Regions from separate parts of the Mus musculus genome. Here region 1 is linked to region 2. The links are chromatin loops, found by intact Hi-C in ENCODE. Cell type or tissue: heart. All regions are shown on one strand. Each heading gives the region's core, and the rest is flanking DNA. Links, peaks and the distances in the headings are about the cores only. Region 1 overlaps Mef2c (myocyte enhancer factor 2C). Region 2 overlaps Mef2c (myocyte enhancer factor 2C).

What was found. Hi-C counts contacts between places; a loop is a spot of excess contacts. Peaks named below come from ENCODE experiments on the same cell type or tissue, not always from the same donor. Only the 100,000 strongest peaks of a DNase experiment are listed, where the experiment ranks them.
Region 1: a loop joins it to region 2, with 2.5 times the contacts of the local background. A loop is called at or near these places in 2 of 42 quality-filtered maps.

What each region holds. Positions count from the first base shown.
Region 1 is chr13:83,568,819-83,577,160 of GRCm38, forward strand. It overlaps Mef2c (myocyte enhancer factor 2C), which reads left to right. Exons shown (of 11, transcript NM_001347575.1): 2 at 6,720-6,912. The coding sequence starts at 6,859. Among named protein-coding and RNA genes, the nearest start is that of Mef2c, 48 kb to the left of the region's middle. RefSeq lists an enhancer at 3,049-3,667. In heart, for the core only: no CTCF peak of the experiment used is centred there; DNase peaks (open chromatin) are centred at 3,423 and 4,693; H3K4me3 peaks cover 681 bases; H3K27ac peaks cover 3,082 bases.
Region 2 is chr13:83,651,808-83,660,149 of GRCm38, forward strand. It overlaps Mef2c (myocyte enhancer factor 2C), which reads left to right. Exons shown (of 11, transcript NM_001347575.1): 7 at 1,007-1,179; 8 at 2,791-2,814; 9 at 3,700-3,829; 10 at 4,410-4,545. It overlaps Gm52044 (a long non-coding RNA gene), which reads right to left. Exons shown (of 3, transcript XR_003950630.1): 2 at 8,319-8,342; 3 at 1-6,710. Among named protein-coding and RNA genes, the nearest start is that of Gm52044, 6.3 kb to the right of the region's middle. In heart, for the core only: CTCF peaks have their summits at 3,282 (motif pointing left) and 5,165 (motif pointing left); a DNase peak (open chromatin) is centred at 3,264.

The DNA of each region.
Region 1 (8,342 bases), core at 290-8,289, 83 kb before region 2:
TAGCAATGTGTGTCACTTCGAGCTGACCTTACTTGGGAAGCTGACAATTCAGGCTTGCTGCTGGGAAAGCATAGTGCTCCACTTGCTTTGTTCAGTAACAGCAGCAAACACTCCAACTGCATGTGCTTATCAGTGGTTACAGCTGGAACACAGAACCTCATGTGTGATGATCCATAGTAGCTCTCGCTTTGTGCTAAATACAAACCAGCTTTACCTTCATGGGAAACCTTACACTGCCCTAACTGGTCCCAGCAAACGTGTAGCGGCAAGGGCTGGGTGCGTTTATAAGAACAAAGACGTGATAGAAGCCTGCATCATCTATATAGCCTGATATAGAAATCCTGAAATCTGTCGTGCCGTTGAGGAGTATGAGGCTTTTGACACATTTAGACCATTTGGAGTTTATTTTGGCTTGGAGAATGCAGGATGCCGTTTTAACTACAGTGGGGGGAAAATGTCCAAGGCAGACTATGGCATGGGTAACTGTGACAGGGAATCTGTGATTCCTTATGTTTGTCAAATTGTTTGTAATGCTGTGCAGTTGTCTGGAGGTATGTTGCTCCTAAATTCTCGAGTTGTGTAAATACAGTGATTTATTTAAAAGACAGTGGCAGGTTAAGCCCACTTATTAAATTAATTGCAAGGGTTTTCAAAATGAGCTCCATTTTAGCCTTATTATATTTCTGACATACATTTCATCTCCTTTTGTCCTTGGGGAAAGATACTAAAGTAGGACTAGAAACACTCACATAGAGTTTCCAGCAGCTGTGGTCACTGGGAAATTGATGTATTTCCCTAGTCATTTCTTCTCTTGCAGCCTGAAGCTCTTCTCTAGCTGGTACTTATGAGAAAGTCCTTAATTTGTATGACATGTTCCTTCATCTAATGCTTATTGTTAACAATGTAAGTGAGGTCTCCATGTTGTCTATATAGGGATGACATCGTTACTAACTTTACTCCATAACGTATACATGAAAGCCAACATACAAGTGTAGGCAATCCACATTCCTGGCACCACCATACACGGTACCATTCCTGTAGTATCATATGTAATGAGGCTATAACCATCTGTCTTTCAAATGCAAACATGTTTCCAGTTTCAGGTAGGAAACCAAAAGTCTAAGTGAGAGGTTTGATCATCAGGCTACAGTTACCTGAAGTACCCATTTCTTAATGCACAGACTCATTCAGCTTTCACTTCTGTGTGGATTATTTTTATTCTACCAACAAGATACTGTATACCATGGTAAAGGATTAACCTAGGTTACCAAGTTGTTTCTGTATAAGCAAAATGTGAGAAAAAAAAGTCCTTAGTACTAATTATTAAAAATAGCTAATAAATACCTAAGATGAGATATTCAAGCCTTGACAAAAAGTGTTCAGTTAACCAACTGGTAATTATTAGTCCCACTGTTTACCTGATTGATGCCAGGATAGATCCTGGCACTAGAGGCATTTGATTCCCCCCACCCCATGGTGAGTGCTATAAAGGAGAGGGACTTAGAGCTTTGAGAATTGTCTAGGGGAAGTGCTTCTGAGACAGAAGGAAGAAGTTGAGCACACAGAAGGGAGAAAACATTCCAGACAGAAGGAATTGCATATGCAAATGCCCTGTGGTAGGAAGAAGGACAATGGAGTAAGAATTTTTTAAGCAATTCTATTTGCTTTTTGCCTGTATAACACTAGGGTACTGAGACTTGAAGGTTATTCAGGATCTATCATATTGGTACTAAACTCAATCAATTGGGAAATGCTCTTCACAGCGGTATTTATCTAGAGAAAGGGACTAGCCCTTTTATGTTCTCAGGATGAGCCTCAGCTATGTGACTTAGAAGCCGAATGCACTCTATTCTGTAAAAATATATGATAAACTTAGAGAAAAATGAAAATGTGATTTTTCAAGACCAGGAAACTATTTCTCATCACACAGGCAAGCACTGCTAAGAATAATAATTGGGTTATTTCATTTGAAGCTCTTAAGGGAAAATAGGTATGTTCTGCTAGTTCTTTTTAACCAAAGCATAATTGCACGCCTCATATGTCTTTCAAACAAACCATAAAGTAGAAAGTTTAATGCATCTAAATGCAAGTAATGAGCAAAGCTTTCCCTTGAAAGGTAGTGAATAGCTGAATCACTTGACTCGGTGACAAACACAGGCATTCAGAGACAGGGCACATATCACTTTGGCCTTTGGCTGTACATGGGACTTTCATTTATTTAATAATACTATTTCTTGGGTGATACAGTATACCTAATTTGCAGGCTTGAGTTTAACAAAACAAGGTTTTCTGAGGATGCTCATGATGATGCAAATGTGAGCCAGAGGAAACATTATTTGCCAATCCAGATAAAAGAAATAATTCTCTCCTTGCAGATTGGCATTATACATTCTAATGCTTAAACCTCTTTGGGCTGTTTTTATTTAAGTGACTGTCCTGTGCTCATTGAAACAAAATACATGCCTTACAAAGGTAATTTTAGCAGCAGAGAATTAATTTCTTCCCACATCTTTTAATGTGGCATGGGAGTCTCAATCTACGATCAAAACATGTAACTGGAGGTTATGTTTAATTTCTAAATCAAAGTGTTGTGGGAAGACGATTGAAATTTGTGGAGGACTCAGACCTCGTTGCTATGTGGTTTTCTTCCAGAAACTTTAGGGTAGACTTCCATTACCATGTGAGAGGAGCCAAGCGTCGGTGACGAGATGAAAATAGTTTCACCATCGACTGAAAGTTTTCATTAGTTACTTTGATTTATAATTGAAATTTTAAGGAGCCCCAAGGGCCCCGATAACAAGAATTATTTCCTCACTACTCGATCTTTTCTTTGCAATGTGAGATGAAATATGTAATCGATGTATATGACTAACAAATATTTGTTTACTGCTGTCATGATTAAGTTCTCTCCCAGAAGTTATAATTCACTTGTTTTCTTTGTACAGAAATCTTCATTTGCTTCAGAAAGTAAATTCAGTATATATGGTGCCATTTTCTGGATAATGTAATTTTTGGTAAGGCATGGTAGATGATGAGGGAGCGGTTTCTGCTGTTTCACCCAAGTCCATTTCGGGTCTGTTTAATTTCTCATATTTACACCTTAAGGTGATCATAACAAACCATTAACCCAGAACCAGAATGGCCTTTTCTCAGGTGTTTGGAAGACAGAAATGAGAAAATGTGTGCCTCCCATCTGCCTTTTCCTCGCTGCCCTTTATCTGAACCAGCACTCCAGGGCCTGTGTGTGGGGTGTGCTGCCGAGCACACTCAGCCTGCTCTACTCAGAGAAGGAAGTGGAGAGTTTTGGTTCCCATTTTACACTTGTGGAGCAGTTTAGGGAAGGAAGCACCTTTACACCTTTTATTGTTCGCGGTTGCTGACATCATATCCTTCCCTGGCCAGTCTGTGCGTGTTTCCTGCCATTCTGTCAAGATTCTTCTGTTACTAGGAGGGATTTGCTGAAGGGAAGGAGGGCCAGAAAGAGTGGGAGGAGGAAGGGAGGGGAGGTGTGTGTCAATCAAACTCGCTTGTTTGTAAATGAGGGATCCCTCAGGAGAATGGTCTTTAGCTGTCCCCAAGACATTCTTCTCTGAGCAGGTCTCAGAACACTTTGCCTTCGTCTGTCTGTCGGCTTATGCCAAACTCAAAGTGAACAGAAGCCTGCCATACTGAAGTTCCCCTTTTAGTCAGCAGACTGACTTTAGTTTTTTATTTAAGTTGGCAAAGGAAGAAAAAGTGCAGACGACTCTAACTCCGTACAGTGTTCTTTTTCTTCCCTTCGTGTTCAAAGTTTTGATTGTTTACATGTAGCTGTCATTTTCCAAGAATGGTTCCTTCATGTGAGAACTGTAGTATCCAGACGAAGCCTGTGGTTGATTGTACATAATGAAAGTTCTCAGTCTGACTGAGCACTACTATATGTAGTTTAATTACTAATAATCTTTTCTTTCACATGCCTGCAAAACCACCGAATAGGTTACTACAGTAATAATAATCTCTTTCTCTAGCCCTCCTGAAAATAATACTTGAAACAAACCATAGAGTATAGTTTATGTATAAAAATTAGGTTAATAAATATTTATACTAAAAAGCAGAAATTAAGCAAAAGTTATGCACCGGTGGTGACCTTCCTAATTCTTTGCATTTTTCCTGATGGCCTTGAAATGTGAGGACACCATTGATCTGTTGCTATTCTATTTGTGTGGACTTTATACAAGTCTACATTTTATGAATTTCAGGAGGCAACACTTCAGTTACTGAATTGAGCATTGTCCTTGTGCGGAAAACAAAATAAAAGTCGAATTAGGTTTAAATTTCCATCTCTCTCCACTACCTGGCCATATTTCAAAGCGGAGACTATTTTCAATGATATTTCCAGGGATCATTTCATGTGTGTGTTCATATTTGCACATACATGCATGCTAATATATTTGCATATGTAGTTCTAAATTTTTTTTCCTCATTGTGTTTTAAGAATTAAAAAAACAAACACTTTCCTTGGCTTCTTCTAAGCACAGTGTCTGGTTTCAAAGTTCAAAAATGCCAGATGGTGATTGAAGGGGCTCCTTTGCTTTCAGAGGCCAGGAGCTCTTGTTCTCTAACGATACTCTTCTTCAGGGGTGTCTCCCTACTTGCTTTGTTACAAGTATTTTGAATCAAGGTCTGTAGACAGTGACCTCCTCCCTGCTGAGCCACTATGCTCTAATCTGTTCACCCTGACCTTCCACCCAAAGTGAGTAAGCGCTTAGGCAGGCATAGTCCGGTAAGCCGATAGTGCCACAGGTCTCAGCTAAGAGAAAGGAAGGGAAGATGCTCCCATATACTTTGACTTGAGATTCATGGATTGTTTTTGTTTGTTTGTTTGTTTGTTTTTTGTGGTGGAGAAAGCCTTCTTGTCTCATTGGGGTATTACAAATGCATGGGAAATACAAGTCTGGGCTGCTGCTTGCTTCTTGGGTAAGACTATAGTAAATGCAGAAAAGATTCCCACTTGTATGCTGTTTAAGACCATTTCTAAGACTAAATGGGTAGACTATTTAACAATGTTGGATACATCATGTGTGTGCTTTGCAAATTCTTTATCTATATGATCTTGGTGTCTTTATAGTAGTGTCTTTGCCTTGTGAGTGTCTTAGTGTGTGTTGTTCATATAACTTAAAAACTTTGAGACTGCTGCTAACATTGAAAACTGTGGCTGGAGTCGTAATCTTTGACAAGCACGTCGTAATCATGGTGAAACTCACACGTGGATGCCGTGAGGCCAAACTGAGCTGCAGTTTAGGAGAAGGACATTGGGTAAAGGAGAGTGGATAGTCTTAGTGATTAAGCAGTGCTTAATCCACCAGAACTAATTATATCATAATAACCTCTGCAATTAGACAATTACCTAAACTTATATTTTTAAAAATTTACTCAAGGTAACAAAGAATAAAGAAATTGAAAGTCAGCTGAAGGTCAGACCAAGTATCTAACAGCTTTTTCTGTTCCAAGAACCTTGAACTAGAGCCAAATAATCTATTAAGTAGTCAGGACAGTGGCTTAGCGTTACATAATACATGTGGGAATTTTTCAGGTCCACTGTCAGAGACTAACCCGAGTCAAGAGGGAAATTCTGAGCAGTGTGTGAAGTAGTTATATCCTCTGACATAAGAGAGACAAAATAATTGAAGCCGCTGCTTGCAAATGAAACAAGCCTGTGGAAGGCTTCCTACCTAGTTAAGTTCCAATTCATAGCAATTCACTTTCATTATGTGCAAATATTTTTAGATATAATTTTAAACAGAGTAAAATATAGACTTTTAATATTCTGTGCTCTATGGGTTTGCCATGTAATTGATAATCATTATTTTAATTTTAATTCATGACCTAGAGCTCTCTGGTATATAATATCAAGGTTCTGTAATTTTGTGTCTGACTCCCTAAGGAGATATGATATGTCTCTTTTAAACATTTAAATTTAGAGGGCTGTGGTCTATTATTAAAAAGCATATAGTTACAAATGAGATAATAACCTTAGCTTTTTTGCACCACGTATTTCTTACCAGTGACCGTCATTCGCGAGGATTGTTCTAATGAAGAGTTTAAGAGCTTCAGGAGGAAGTGCTCTCACTGCTAAGCGATGCTTAAACATAAGAGGAAACACCCCATATTACTTTTCCTGTGCTCCCTGGCAGTGATCTTCGTAAAATAAGATTAAAGGATTTAGTTTTAAATTAGTTGACATTTACATATATCAAAGAGCACTTCCATAATCGTCCATCTTATTTGCATAACTAGGGGCGTTATCACCTCTGCTGTCAAAACACGAGATTGTTTTCCATTCAGAAATGAATTAGATGCCCTACTTAGCATACACAGGTATATAAAGGTTCATTAACTCTCTGATTTGGGTAATTTTTCATAACAGAAGGGTGAAAATTGTCACCTAATTTCATTAAAACATATTAAGAAGCTCTTTACAAAAATACAGTTCATTTCAAGTGTTGGGTTTTAAAACACAGTTTTCATCATTTAAATGACTTCTTAAATTACTTATAAGTTATTTTAATTATAAAAGCAAAGTGCCCTGTGCAGTAAGCTCCAGTGTGCGATGTGCCATGTGCTCTGAGAAAGAGTTATTTTTACTCATTTTATTGTTTTGTGAAGTTTATTTCCCTGATGAACCTAGGAAACTGGCTTGCTGCGGAAGAATTGTTTAATGTTTCGTTTTTGTTCAGCAGGAACGAATGCAGGGATTTGGGAACTGAGCTGTGCGCGTGCTGAAGAAGGAAACGTGTTTGAAGGAAACAGGAAAGAGAAAGAAAAGGAAGGAAAAAATACATAATTTCAGGGACGAGAGAGAGAAGAAACACGGGGACTATGGGGAGAAAAAAGATTCAGATTACGAGGATAATGGATGAGCGTAACAGACAGGTGAGTGTGGCACATCCCTTCATATCTGTTCCACACATACGTTCAAGGCACTAAAATCATGCTGGACTCTGTGAGCTCAATGTATCCAGTTTAACTGTTGATTTTCATCTCTTTGGGACACAGCAGGGAAGAGAACTTTAACTGTTAGAAATATGTTTTAAAGATTCCTGATTCCTCACTTTCCACTGCCTCGAGACCTTTAAGTGGAAGCTGTATTTGTATGACATGAATAGCTTAATAATTAGGAGTTAATAAGCGTAGAATTGCTACACTGCACGCATCATCAAACAAAGATAGGCTTACATGCATGGGAACTGGGCCTTTTGTGGTCATCCACTTAAAAGTTTATAATATAGCTTAAATATCCTCTCTCTGAGAAGGGGCCAGCTTTCTTCTCATCACAAAGGAGAGTTTGAAGTAAAGCCAAACATTTCCAGACTCTCCTGACAACAGCAGAACTTTTACATGAGCTAGCAGTTGTGTAAAACATAGAGAGAAGAACTTCCTGTTAACATGTGTTTTCTCTTATTCCTGAATTTTATAAACCTGGTACTATCTTTTCTTTTCTACACCTCCAGTGATAATGTCTGTAAGACAGAACCAGTTTTGAAGACTTCAAATATCAAATGTTCCATCCTGTGCTATGAACCTCCATTATGCATTATGAGTTCCTACAGTCTGAGTCACTGTCTTTATTCTGGAAAGAGTAGTCTGGCTATGTGAGGGTGACTAGCAGGTTTAGACACATCTTTCTGTTGAATATCAGGTGTCGATCCTTAAAAGGAATCAGTCTACCTGGGTACACACAGTGGCATGCAGACAATGGAACCTGTTCCTTGGCCCTAAGAGAGGACAGACTCCCACTCTAACCTATTTATGGTCCAGAATATTAAATATAGCTTTGGAAATAGTTCCCCACACTCTAAGTCTCCAAAATAAAGACACTCACCTTCTATTTAGTCCCTGCTTACCCTTGTGTGACATGAGAATAGATTCCATTTAAAACACAAATGCTTTCACACTCATAAATTAGAATGAATAGGAATTGTTGTTTGTTTCATTATGTTTACTGATGGCTCTTTACAAAAAGCCAGTGAGCTTTTAAGAACTAAGATTTGCCTGGTTTTGTTTTTTAAGATTATACGTTTTCAGAAATGAGTGTATTTCACAGGACTTGAATTGCTTTGAGCTTAATTTTGAGTTAAAGGATGAAAAATATAAGATTCATGAGGGATTCCACTATTTTCATTCATGTATAGCTGGGATCTTAAATTAAGACTGAAATATTGAACATCACTTACATTGCCTATGGGGGCATTGCTGTTGGAAACAATCTTTTTGGGTTGGGGTATAAAAATAGATGAATTATCATTTCTAATTTAATATTAATCTATTTTTTAGCTTCGTGAGATTCATTATATCTTTTTTTT
Region 2 (8,342 bases), core at 183-8,182:
GAAGCATTATTGAATCCAGCAGTGGGTTTCTCCTATTATCCCTCAGGAAACCAACAGATAGCTTCCCAGGTTGGCTCCTACTCCACTTCAAGATGCCTTTCCAACCAACGCCTCAGCTGCTCCTATCAGTGAGGGTAGTGCGTTTTAAAAGTGGAAAACAGAGGCTTTCAAATACCTACTTTGTTAGTAGGAGGCTAAATATCAGATTCTGGAAGAGCCTTAATTCTTAGCGATTAGTGAACTCTCCCTGTGTCTGAATGAGTCAGCACTTGCCTGGAGGCACCATGGTTTCAGTGCCTGAGGACTGCCACTTTTGAAGATTCTCAGGAGCAGGAAGTGTGCAAGGCTTCAGGCCATGTGCTGAACTTGGTGAGGAGAGTAAACTTGAAGTAAGAAAGGCCATGGAGAGAGAGTATTCACTTAGAGTGGAGAAGACTGAAGAGCAAAATGTACGTGCAGTTTTTCCTCCTCCTGCCCGCCCGCCCTAGAAATTACAGCCTTGGTGCCTTGCCCCTTCTTCATCTGAGGACACACAGACACACAGAATCAAACCCAAACCAAAGAACTGGAAGAGTGAGTCACTCCAGCCAGCCTCTGCCAAACTCGTCAATTAAGTGCAGGATCAGTTATGCACTTTTCTTAGATCCTGAACTGGCTGTCTGAATCTCTTCCGGAGGGTGGAGGAGGGGGAGAAAATAATAATAATAATAACAAATGATGATAATAATAATAAATTTTAAAAACATATGATATGCAGATTTCTGATCAAGTTAAAGATTTGCTTTCTTCTTATAAAAATAAAAAGTTTGTAATATCCTTTTGGAGGTATATGAAACAATTAACTGGCAAGCTGCCTTTCCCACAGAAGTTAAATCAGTCAGCCTTCATGTGTTGATTTGTATGACTCACAGCTAGGCGTATCCTTTTATCTTCATATGAGCTGTTCTTTAAAAACATGCACACGCCTCGATTTCTCCCTGAGTTTTGTCATCTCTTGTGTTAACAGGGAATGGATACGGCAACCCCCGGAACTCACCAGGCCTGCTGGTCTCACCTGGTAACCTGAACAAGAATATACAAGCCAAATCTCCTCCCCCTATGAATCTAGGAATGAATAATCGTAAGCCAGATCTCCGCGTTCTTATCCCACCTGGCAGCAAGAACACGATGCCATCAGTGGTAATGCACAGCTCTGTTCTTAATACATGTTGATGATATCTTATCTGTATCTACTAATTGTCTAGATAGGAATTTCTTAGGACATCCCAGACGATTAACACTGACTGAGGATGTTTTAATCGTATTGATGGGGTTGTAGTCACTGATTTTGCATTTTCCTTTCCTATATTAAAAAATTCCAATAAACCCTTCTTCTGGATAGTCTTTCTAGAATAAGAAAAAACATTCCTTCGTAAGACTGTCCGTTTATACTTAGAAAAATAATTCTAACCCTGATCAAATCATATTCCATAGGAATTCCATACTTATGTGGGGTATTTCATGAGAGAATTTTTACATTATTGAGCTACTTATGTTCTCAGAATGCTGACTGACAGTGAAAAATACTTTCACTGATTCCTCAATGAGGTTTCTTACATTAATTGGGAATACTTTCTTACATATCACTTCTTTAATATCTAATATATCATATGCCTTTGCATTGTCTCAGTTAATCTTTGCCTATTGTAGTTTATGAAAATATCTAACTCTCAGAACCCAAGAAATTTTGAGAACCAATGTTACATTTTAAACCAAAATAAGTAGTAGAAGCTTTTAAGTGAAAATATAGACATATGAAATGTAAACTTAAGCATATATAAAATCTCATGCTGTATCATTTTCTTGCTCTGAGACTTGTGCATAAGATGAAAAGAATATTGTGGTATCAAGCCCAAAAACAAAGATAGGTAGTAGGTAGGTACAATGATAGAAGATAGATAGATAGATAGATAGATAGATAGATAGATAGATAGATCAATAGATGACAGAGTGTTCTCCAAATCAGCAAAACTTAACAATGAGAACATATATAGCAAAGACTTAGCAGATAGATTTAAATTACCCCACAAACATTTCCTTCTGTTTTGCTTTGTTTTAGAATTCTCTGTTCTGTGCCATGCCTAGGAGTGAAATAGTCCTGTGAACTGATTGTTTATTATATATTCATTTTGTGCATTTAGCTAAAATCAAATAACATGTGACATTTCCTTTAGAAAAGCCTGAGTCTAAGAAATAAAACCTCCCACAGTGATGCTGTGAGTGTGGGTCAGGCAGGGCACACAGTGTCTCTCATCACATTTATCCCATATCCCTTAAAACTGACACATTCCCATGGATCAGCCCCCCCTTTCTCTCTCTCTTCTCTCTCTTTCTCTCTCTCTCTCTCTCTCTCTCTCTCTCTCTCTCTCTCTCTCTCTCTCTCTCTCGCTCTCTCTCTCTCTCGCTCTCACTCTCGTCATGTATGACTCCCTTTTCCTCTAGCAAGTAGGGTTTAAAGTAGATTCCTATTATCTTTTTATCAAAGTATGGGGCACAACAGTAAACAGAGAGACAATGACCTGTGCTGCAAACAAGATAGACAGTCTTCAGGTTTGAGACAAGGAACACCTCACTAAGAGAAACAAAGAATGTCTTTGTTAAGGAGTTGTCTTTGGCATCCCGTGTGCCAAGCTGTTTAAACTGTTGCGTCTATCAGAAGATGCATCTCCTTTTGCTAGAAAGATTTTCACAGTTATAAATATTTACAGACACTAATTAATAAACTCCTTCCCTCCTTCCCCATGCTCTCAGTCTGAGGATGTGGATCTGCTGTTGGTAAGTGGGAAGGACTCGTCCCTTGAAGGGCATGCTCGGGAAGATAACAGAACTACCTCAGTGAAAGGTGCTAGCTGTGATCAAACAGAAAGATTTTAAAACTTACCTCAATAAATGAGGGTACTGATTATGCTTAAACACCATTAATTTCTAGGATCATTGACAGCCTGTGGAAAGCATAGCTGGTTTTTGTAGGCCTTTTTCCTCTGTCCCCACCTTTTACCTAAAGACCATGTTTTAAATATTAAGACTGAACTTACTCTAAAATAGAAACACAAAAATGCATCTTTAGCTATTAAATAGTAAGACACTTATTCTTTCAAAATTTAAAATACCAGGATTTTGAGCGTAAGCATCCTTTACCTCCTGGCTATTAGGAGTTAAATACTGGCATTAGCTACTTTGCCATCCTTTTGCAAGGAAGTCGAAGCAGAAGAAAGTGGTCATAGCGCCACCTGCTGGCCATAACATAGCCTGAATCATATCTATCAGCTCTGCTGTACATAGAACTGATCACAAAACCCACTATGGTTGATTTTAATTTTTTAATTTGCATTTGAATAAAACTGAAACAATAGCAGTACAGTATACATATTTCATCAGTTCTCAACGTAGTCTGTTTTTACCCATAATAAAGCTATGGTACTTGTTACTAGTTCAGTTGCCTAGGAGATACTGATGTAATGGGTTACTATGGCAACAGCTGGTCTCTTGAAGGATTGTAAATGATAGGGTTGGCAGAGTTCATAGAGACACATGTTAAATGATTAATTTCATGAGCTTTGTACCAACTTATTTCTTTATGTGAAAAACTAATAGTGAGACCTAATATTTTTAACTTTTTAAAATCTGCCACCAATAATGTCTTTTTATTTACTTTAAAAGAATCAAAGGATAAATAACTCCCAGTCGGCTCAGTCATTGGCTACCCCGGTGGTTTCCGTAGCAACTCCTACTTTACCAGGACAAGGAATGGGAGGATATCCATCAGCCATTTCAACAACATATGGTACTGGTGAGTAGCTTTGCTATGTGCAAATATTACAGTAAACACTTTAAAAAGCATATTTTAAAAGTTATTTTCTTTGCCCTGTTGGGAGCTCGTGTGGGGCCTGTGTCCAGAATGCATGGTACAAGCACCTCTGTCTTACTCAGTGATCTACAGTGCTCCTTTTTAAGTGATGGGAAGTTTTATTTACTCAAATCGAATTCAATATTTCAAAGAAACTGAGCTACTGTCTCTTTAATGTAGTAGAACACTCACTTTCTTGAAGATTTTTAATGTAAAACCTATTTCTAGATCATAAAATATATAGATCCTTTACACTTTTAAACAAAGCTAGTATAATGTGCTAACATTTCAGGATCTATTACTGTGGATCTAGTGTGACATCCTTACTCAGATGGATAATATTTTTTTTTTCTTTTTAAATTCAAATTATCCGTGGTGTTTTATTTTCTTCTTTTCCTAAATCAAAAAACTTTGATTCAAAGTATGTTTTAGAGGTTGAAACTGTGTGATTTTGCTTACCATTTGACAGTCTAATTGTCTCTCTCTCTCTCTCTCTCCTTGCCGCTCCTTCGCTCCCATCTAGAGTACTCTCTGAGTAGCGCAGATCTGTCATCTCTGTCTGGCTTCAACACTGCCAGTGCGCTCCACCTCGGCTCTGTAACTGGCTGGCAGCAGCAGCACCTACATAACATGCCGCCATCTGCCCTCAGTCAGTTGGGGTAAGCAATAGTTATGTCTTTATTTCATAATCAGAGACTGTATCTTTTACATGATAGAAGTCTGTCTTCAACAATGCGCTTTCATGTCCATTAAAGGGCATAACATTTGATTGCTGGGAAAGCCACTTTCTGATCACATATTTCAAGTAGCTTAAATATTCCTTCCCGTGTTTGTTGGTGAAGGGCGAGTGCTAACAGTTAGGCACATTCTTTATATATAGCCTTTCCTTAATACTCTAGGGTCTGTTTCCTCCTCCTTCTGTCAGTAGTGGAGGTTTGGGTGAGGTTTCTGAAGTTTTTATGGGAAATTGAAAGTATTTATAGTTTTTTTTTTTTTTTTTTTTTTTTTTTTTTTTTTTTTACATTTTTGAGCTGAGGTTCTCATTTAGTACAAACTACATGATTTCCTCTAATATGAGTCTACTGTACATAGAATCAAGTGTTGAATTTCTATTCGGGCGTTAAATGTGTGTAACATATATAATAGCATAGGTTGTCTAGTTATAGCCATTGTGTTAAAATATATGCACAAATACTAATTAGCACATGCAGTACTAATTACTGAATATTGGGCATAAAAATAACTTTTGTTGTTTTCTGGTCAAAGTATGTATCTTTCTGCCCCCTTGTGGTTGCTTTGAGGTATATCTTTGTCATAGATGACTTCTGTCGTTTATCTATAGAGCGGTTTTCAGAAATGCCCTGAATCTACAATTTGCACCCCTTCATATAAGAGTGATACCAGACACCTCACTTTAATTTGAACTAATAATTCCAGAACTCAGCTAATCCTCAAAAGAAAATGGAATATAACTACTTCAAGATAAATTATCATATTTTACCAACATCCTACGTGCTCTCCCCACTTTCAGTTTTCTACTAAGCCACTTTAGTTACCAATTAACTAACTAGTCTTGTATCTGTATGCCTAGGGAGGTAGTGATGCAAACAAGCATCACTAATCATTACTACAACTCGCTGTTCTTGCCCCTTTGTCTCCCCTCTCCCACTGAACATCATTTGGTATGGACAGAACATAGACCAGAGTTCTGAGATACCATTCAGCAGTCAGCACTTGCCACGGCCACCCCATTGACTACTCACTGCCATGGAAAACCTAGCCTTCTGTGTGTGCAATGAAGCAAATCCACATGGCATCATGGTTGTGCTTTCTTGAAAGAGTGTTGACATTGAAGATGTATCAAGGCTTTTAACATATTTTACATTTTACATTTTATACAATGAGTTTCTCTTTTTAAGACATTTAAACTTTCCCTCCAGTGCTAATTATGTAAGTAGATTCTGGCTGCAATAACTTTTTATTTTCTGGAAATTGCCACCAAGTTCGTAATACTATCCACAGGAGTTTACATACGTAGTCACAATATTATACTGACCTACTTCTTGTCAGTAAGAAAAGGAATTGTTCATTTCTCATTTTTCACAAAATTCATCTGTCATAGCACTAAATTCCATCCCCCTGAAAGACATTATCCATATCAAAAAGCCCTATAATCACACCATCCAGGTGGCTCAAGGGCTAACGCTGCTTGTCACCAAACCTCACTTAATAACTATGACAACCTACCTGACTTGGATTGCTGGGATCCACATGGTGGAAGGAGAGGATCGGTTACTATAGGTGTTCATGTACTTGCACTCACATACACAGAATAAACAAATTCACAATAAACATTTAAGTCCCACGCCATTTCATTAGAATGCCACTTTTCTTTTGCTTGTAACACCAGATCATTTTTAGTTATGAGGTTATACACATATCTGTTATTTTGACTATACCCACAATTTAAAAACCTATCACAAGCAGGAAACATAATTTCTACAAGGCTTAAATGAAAAGGGAGTGAGTGGAGACCCCGACTAGAAGAAACTAGAATTGAAGTAGCTGAGGACTCCATTCCTACCATTTCTTTCAGAGCCAACCATCGTGTGCATAGTTTGAGTTTAGTGTACGGTGTGCACTTGATCTTCATCACATCCCTACATCTCAGAAGGAAAGCACTGTTAACACCACCCACCTCTTCTGTCACCATACATGTTCTCCCTAGTTCTCTCTCACGGTGGCTTCTTGAAAGGTGTATTCAGACAAGCTGTCTCATCCCCTTACAAACTGTTTTGTAGAAAGCCCCCACGTTCTAATGTTTCTGTAAAATAAAGTACATAAACTGCTTTAGTTTATGAGAGAATGGATCAGTTACCGTGAAAGGGACTGAATATGTTTCTCAAGTCAAACCACCTCACGGACCTGCGCTGAGTGCCCGTCCTCTGGATAGGAACTGTAGTTTAAGCAAAGAAGGGGAGAGATGTTTAGCTCCACTAAAGTCGGTCCTCCCAGAAGCCTAAAATGGCTACTGTAATTCTCTCTCCAGATTGCAAGAGTAGAATAGAACTCTTCTTTGTCTGCGAAAGACAAGCGCACTTTGTCCTTTAAAAGCACTGCCTTCAAAGCTAGGCTTTCTAAACTATGTAGCATGCATTTTATCCGGTGAGTTTAGATGAGAAGCAATGTTAATTTTGTGTAGAAAGAGACATGCCTGGAGGGGAACTCGACATTTTAGAGGAACAACCCTTGACTTTTAGGTGGTTTTGTTTTGTTTTGTTTTGTTTTGTTTTGTTTTGTTTTGTTTTGTTTTGTTTTGTTTTGTTTTTATTGCTGTCTAGAAAAGGACAACCTGCTTTCTGGACAATATTTTCCAGAAAAGGGACATTTTCTTGTTGTTGATGACAGGACTCAATCCATACTGAGAATGGAGTTGGGGGTGGAGGAGGCATGGAATAAATGTTATTCTTAAAAGGTTAGTCTCAAGGACTGGTGGGGTCCCAAGCTAGTGCCTTATATAGTAAGTACCAGGCCAGCCAGGACTGCGTTGCCTGAGCAGGTGGTGTCTCAGCAACTAAAAGTGTTTACTAGTTAGGCAGAAACCTCAGCAGCCATGTCAGGTGCTTCACAAATGCCTGTAACTGTAGCTCTGGAGAATCTAACACCTTCTCCTGACCTCCTCAGGCACCTGCACACATATGCTCACACAGACATATACGCATATACACATAAATAAAAACAAATCGATCTTTTTTTAAAAAAAAAAAAGGATTGAATTGAGTGCTATATGCATACCTATCATCTCAGCACTTAGGAAGCTGAGACAGGAGGATTAAACGTTTGAGGCCAGACTGGTATATGTAATGAGCCTCTGCCTCACAGATAGGGAAAAGATAAGTCTAGTAAGAAAACCTGATTTGATTGGGGTGCAGAGTGAGAGGAACTTAAATAAAACTATTCACACTTTATCTCTGAGAAATTTGAAGGAAGGGTAAGTTTTCTCAGCTTAAAATCCTGTATAGTGGATTAGAAGTAGCTCAGAGGGCCTGACAAATTACCCGAGTGCCCGACCCCGCCCCTCCTCCTACCTCTTTCTCAGTCACTCACACCTGTAGTCTCACAATTATCTACGGCTATATTTTGTTCCCAAGAACAAGCTAGCATATGTTCAGTTAAGGAGTATTAAAGCTGCCTTCTGTTGGCAAGAAAGTACCTCTGATAGCAGAGATTAGCCAGTCTATGCTGCGGGCTGTAGTAAAGTGAAATGAAGTCGAGCTGGAGACACCATATAGAGTTCTGTGCTGCAGACTTAATTCCAACAGCTACCCAGCTCAGACTAAGCTTGTGTACATGTGTGCTGTCAAGTGAAATCCCACCACCAGTTAAGTGGTTTCAGACATGGAAAAGAGTTATCAACAAATTAATACTCTACCTTTTGTGGGGAGCAAGATGCAGC